Regions from separate parts of the Homo sapiens genome. Here region 2 is linked to region 1. Evidence: chromatin loops called from intact Hi-C (ENCODE). Cell type or tissue: IMR-90. All regions are shown on one strand. Each heading gives the region's core, and the rest is flanking DNA. Links, peaks and the distances in the headings are about the cores only.

What was found. Hi-C counts contacts between places; a loop is a spot of excess contacts. Peaks named below come from ENCODE experiments on the same cell type or tissue, not always from the same donor. Only the 100,000 strongest peaks of a DNase experiment are listed, where the experiment ranks them.
Region 2: it touches region 1 in a loop (3-fold over the local background); 2 of 110 quality-filtered maps call a loop at or near these places.

What each region holds. Positions count from the first base shown.
Region 1 is chr7:3,481,419-3,484,347 of GRCh38, reverse strand. All of the region lies in intron 1 of SDK1 (sidekick cell adhesion molecule 1), which reads right to left. Among named protein-coding and RNA genes, the nearest start is that of SDK1-AS1, 130 kb to the right of the region's middle. In IMR-90, for the core only: a CTCF peak has its summit at 1,747 (motif pointing left); no DNase peak of the experiment used is centred there.
Region 2 is chr7:3,760,378-3,763,306 of GRCh38, reverse strand. The region is part of intron 4 of SDK1 (sidekick cell adhesion molecule 1); the gene reads right to left. Among named protein-coding and RNA genes, the nearest start is that of SDK1-AS1, 410 kb to the right of the region's middle. In IMR-90, for the core only: no CTCF peak of the experiment used is centred there; DNase peaks (open chromatin) are centred at 1,266 and 1,556; H3K27ac peaks cover 778 bases; H3K27me3 peaks cover 143 bases.

The DNA of each region.
Region 1 (2,929 bases), core at 283-2,782:
GTAGGTTTCGCATCCAGTGAATATGTATTTTCGATCTATGTTTGGTTGAAAAAAAATGTGTGTATACATGGACCCATGCAGTTCAAATCCTACAAAACTGTACAGTATTGGAGGGATGTGAATTCATGGATACAGAAGGTGAAATTTTGTATCCGTGGGTTTGGCAGGGCCACCTGTGGACTGGAGCATGCTTCGATTTTGGTTATACAGGGGACCCTGGAATCAACCCCTCACATATACTGAAGTAAGGCATTTCTTAAATAGCTGCAAGAGAATATTTGGAGTATCCCCAACACACAGAAATGATAAATGTTTGAGGTGACAGATATCCCAATTACCCTGATTTATTACACATCATATGCGTATATCAAAATATCACATGTACCCCATAAATATGTCCAACTATTATGTATTAGTTAAAAACTAAAAATAAATTTTAAAATGTTAGACAAGTATTATGGCCATGTAGAGCTTATCCAACGTATATATAAACATTTTAATGATAAAGAGGAGAAAAAAGAAATGTTCCAATGAATTTACTATAGTCATGTATTAAAGGAGAAACATCATGTAACTATCAGAGACTGAAATAAATATCATCTAATAGTACTGAACACCCATTCCTAACAAAAATGCTTAGCAAATTCTGATAAAAGGTATATATCAAAAATTTAGAGAAAATATTACATTTAATGGTAAAATATTAGAAGCATCCATTAAAATGAAGAAGAAAACAAGGATATCTGTTCCACTTGTTAAAATCCCGCATTGTAGTGGTGCAGGGATTGCAATAAGATAAAAATTTAGAGACAGAAATATTCACAAGGAAATGATTATCACAATTTACAAACAATATGATTATTCACCTAGAAAATCAGAGGCAATCAGAAAAAGTAAGGGATTTTGGCAAGCGCAAAACATACAAGGTGAACACAAAACTCAACAGCCTTCTTACATCTTCAATATAGCCAATTTAAGCATTTAATAGGAAAGAGCAACATAAATGGAAAAGTGGGTATAAAACTAAAAAAAGGTGGCAAGATCTTTATGAAGACAACTATAAAACTTGACTAAAGGACATAAAAGAAGCCTGAATAAACTAAAAGATATACTCTATTCAGAAATGCTAGGACTCAATACTGTAAAGATGTCAGTTTTTAACAAAGTAATCTATAAAGGTAACCCCTATCCTCATCAAAATTCAAACATGATTTTTCAGGAACTTGACAAGCCAATCCTAAAACTCACATAAAATATGTAAGAAAACTTCTAAAAAGAACAATGAAAAAATTTGAACATTTTAAAAAGTTTACAATATGACAAGTGTTAATTAAACTGGTGTGATTTTAACAAAGCAAGAGAAATCAATTAATAGGAGAGAATTAAAAAGACTTGAAATCATCATTGTTGTCACCAGCATCATCATAGCTAACGTTTACTTAGCACTTATTACGTGTCAGGCAATTTTCTAAGCTTATTACACAGATTATTTCGTAATCAAGATGTACATTTTATGTCCTGTGAGTTGCCTGAGAATCCTTTACCTGTTTTCCTGTTTTGTTGCCTTCAGTAATGCCTTGAATATTGGGTGGAAGCTGCTTTCCTCCAGAGAGGAGTTGTATTTGTTTTTGCCAGTTGCCTGGGTACACAACTACTTGAAGACCACGTTGAATTGTTTGCTGGAGGTTGTTTTGGACCTCCCCAGTAGGATAGCAGGAATGTGCAGGGAAGACCTGTGGGAGGCCCTCTGGTGGTCATCAATTCTCAGAGAAGCGCTTTCCTTGCTACTCCAGTGAGTTAAGGCTTGTTTCCTTCTCTCTTCTGCGCAGAGATTTCTTTCTCATTCACCTTTTACATTACGGACTTTAGGGTTCCAGATTTATTCAGCAATAAATCTTGGAGCTTCCCACTTTGTAGAAACCATGGGCTTTATTGCCTATCTCCGGAGTCCCATGCAGCCATCAAAGCAGACACTCCCGGCCCTTGAGTTCAGAAAGACGGTGAAGGCAGTCTAAGAGCTCGCTGCCCTCCCTAGAGTCTGGCTTGCCCTTTTTCACCCTGCCAATTCCGTCTTCTCTTGCCTGGTCAGAAATACATTTTCAATAGTTTTTTACATCTCTCCTCTAATATTTTTAATTGTTGTTAGTAGGTAGGTAGTTTAAGGTATCTGATCGATGAATAGACTGTAAAACTATGTGTTTTTTACACACCAGTATTACCCTATTTTATTCCTATAGCTTTACAATGTCTGGTAGGATATGTCCCTGAACTTTACTTTTGCATGGCTTGCCTTTTTTCTTTAATAGATGTTTGACATTTTTATATGTTTTGATTATTAATCCCTTATTATATTTTTTTCAAGCTTTGCTTTTTGATGTGAGGCAGGGCTTTAATAATTTATTTCCATAAAGGACGGCTGATTTGATTAAGCATTCCTTTCTCACTGTATCAGTCAGAGTCCTGGCAGAAAACAGACTGTGCAATCAACAGGGATAATTTGGAAAGCATTTAATAAAGGGAATTTCACAAAAGGTAGGACAGTTTAGTAAAACCAAATAATGCCATGCCCTGGAGCAAATGACAACTGCTGTTTGCACCCCTAGGCCTTAAGGCATAAGAGCAGGGAAGCAGAAACTAGATGCTGAGAGGACAGAGTGGACAGGGTCCCTGACACGAGCCGTGACCTTTCCCAAGGGACACAGTGAGCCCTGAGGTAACCCTGTACACAGGAAGGGCTTGTATGTGGGAAGGAAGGGTGGTTCAAGGGTCAGAATAAATACCTGGACCTAATTCTTTGCCCTCGTTTCTCACTGGCTGGACCCAGTTGGTAGCCACCAGGCAGGAGGCTCACTAACAGTCCAAAGAGGTCAGACTCTGGGAGCACAGAACAGCGTGTAGAGGGCATATCTAGAGGAGTACATCGAAGACA
Region 2 (2,929 bases), core at 139-2,638, 280 kb before region 1:
GACTTCTGTATTTTGCTACATGTAAGTTATGCCTTGATTTTAAAAACTGAAATATTAAACAATCAAAAGTACTAAGATTAGAAAAAATAAGACTATGCTTATTTGTAAATGACAAGACAAAAAAATTTATTAAAGACAGTTTATCCAAGACAAATTACTCATTATTAAAGAAAAAGAAATTTATGGCTTTCTCAGGAATAAGGAGGCTTATTTTTAAGTGAAGTGTCAAAATAATGTCCTATGTTGACACAGGATAGGGTACTGAAAAAGGATCCCAGAAAATTACTCTCCTATCTTGAATTCCTATCACGTGCCAAGCAAAAGATCCAGTCTCTGATGCTTAAGAGGGAAAGAACCAGGAGGCTAGAACACAGTTATGTTGTAGACTTGTGCACACATCAGCATAAGACTAAAAACCTGTAGGCAACCTCAAAAATCAATCATTTAAATGTGTGATTTTATAACATATTCATACTGTCATACTACGGAAACAAAAACTACATAAATGACAGTGATTTTTTAAAAACTATTAGTAAAAGTCAGTGGTCTCTTCACACTTCATGGTCTTCATCTAATTAAAACATATTTGGTTTTAAGTCTATTACAGTGAATGTTACATCCCCTCTGTTAAATATTTGCATGCCACAGCTACAAATGAAGACTGATTCACAGGTGTTGCACTGGCCGCTCAAACACCACAAGGGCATTGCTGAAATGGAGAATGGCTATCGCTAAAAGTACCCAACCAACCAAAGCACAATTTTCCCTCAATTTACTCAGTAATTGCATTTGCAGCAAGTATCGGTGAAAGTTAAAAATACCACAAAAATACCATGCATGTTTAAGAAAAATGAAGTACTAGTTTTTTGTTGTTGTTTTTTGCTTTTACCTACGTAAACATCTAGAGGGTCGTGCAGGAGATCTATGAGGGCGCAGAGCCGCCCTTCATCCTGCAGGACTATCCAAGCGCTGCAGCAGGTGCAGTCTGTTTTCTGTCCTCTCCACAAATGCCATCATCAGGACCACCAAAAATGCCCACAGAACACCCAGTACGTCCCATAGGAGACCCAGAATGTCCCATAGGAGGTACTGCTTCCTCAACTAGAAACCACGGATCTAAGCTGAAAGGATTGTTGTAGGAGTATTTAGATTTCAATAGCAGAAATATAATCCCCCAAACCGCTGTTATGTGCTCATTCCTGAATCATTCAGTGTAAACATTTATTTAACCTCTATAAATAATTTGTAGCTAACTGTGGTTAAAGATATGCTCAGATACACAGTCATCTGCTGATAGTTTGTGCCTACAGTTCACTACAAAGAAAGCATTTCACTAGCAGCTAAAGGCTTGTCATATGGAAACAATATTTGCTTATTCTTGCCTAAGGCTGGATTTAACACACTGAGCCTGATGTGAAAGATCATTTTGCTATTCAAACTGCAAGTCGCAAGCAAATACAAAGGCTTCATACTTGCTTTTACATATTATTCTTATGATTTTTGTTGTCAGTTTGTATTTAACCTCAGCGTTCCTGTCCTGCATGATTTCATAACTATAATCTGCTACTTAGTCACTGCAGTACTTGCATATTTTCTCTAATCAAACTTGTATCAAAACTCCTGAGTCATTCCTGTGTTCTCTGCGCTCCAGCATCCTAGATGTTTTCTGCCTTTGCTTCTTCCTATTTCTTTTTTTCCCTACCTTCATCCTTGTACAATGATTAGGCCTATTATTATTATTTTTTTTTTTTTTGAGATGGAGTCTCACTCTGTCGCCCAGGCTGGAGTGCAGTGGCATGATCTCGGCTCACTGCAAGCTCCGCCTCCCGGGTTCAGGCCATTCTCCTGCCTCAGCCTTCCGAGTAACTGGGACTACAGGTGCCCACCACCACGCCTGGCTAAGTTTTTGTATTTTTAGTAGAGATGGGGTTTCACCGTGTTAAGGCAAGAAAAGATGAAATGGCATGTGAATTCACTTGTTGACATGAGTTGCCACCTAATAACTAAATAGATCATCAGCAAGAGCAAAAAAAAAAAAAAAAAAAAGGAGGGGGGGCTTGATAAAAAAAAAACTACTGGATTTTTCAATGAAATTAGAAAAAAATCAGTCAACTTAAAAAGCTCTATGCAACTTGGCAATCCACACGCTCACCTGGAAAAAGTGCTACTCATTCTGTTACAGATTCACAAAATATTTACAAATCTTTACATAAAAATTACACACATACTTATCTGACCCACTCCTACGTATCTAACTCAAGTGAATTGAAAATGTAAGTTCCCAAAAAATTACATGTAGGCAAATGCTCATAGCAGCTTAATTCATAACCATCCCAACAACCAAAACATTCTTCAACAGATGAAGAGTTCAACAAATTGTGATACATTCCAGACAATGAAATACTTCACTACTCAGCGTTAAAAGGAATGAACTGTTGATTCACACAACAGCATAAATAGATCTTAAATGCTTTCTGCTAAGTTAAACACCCAGATGGCTACGTGCCGTATGATCCTAATGATATTGCCTACTGAGAAAGGCAAAAACGGAAAAGTCAGAAACAGATCAGTGGTTGCCAGGAGCCGGTTATCATCCCAAAAGACACAATCCCAAACACCACATCCAAATGCAGAAATCCCAAAAGATCAAAATCCCTGAAGTCTAAAAGTCCCCCAAATCACAATCCTGAAAGATCAAAATTATTCCAAAACTATTATTCTGAGGAAAATGTTTTAATTCCTTAAAAGACATTTATTTACATGTACAAAAAGAGATTTATTTGGCAAACATAAAAACGTGACCGAACACTTCATAGGTCACTTTGTGCAATAAAATGAACAATAATAACATACATTTTTTGCAAGGATAAACATTCAGGTATACTAATGACAGTCACACAAGAATAAGAGCTATGAGCAAACTGTATTC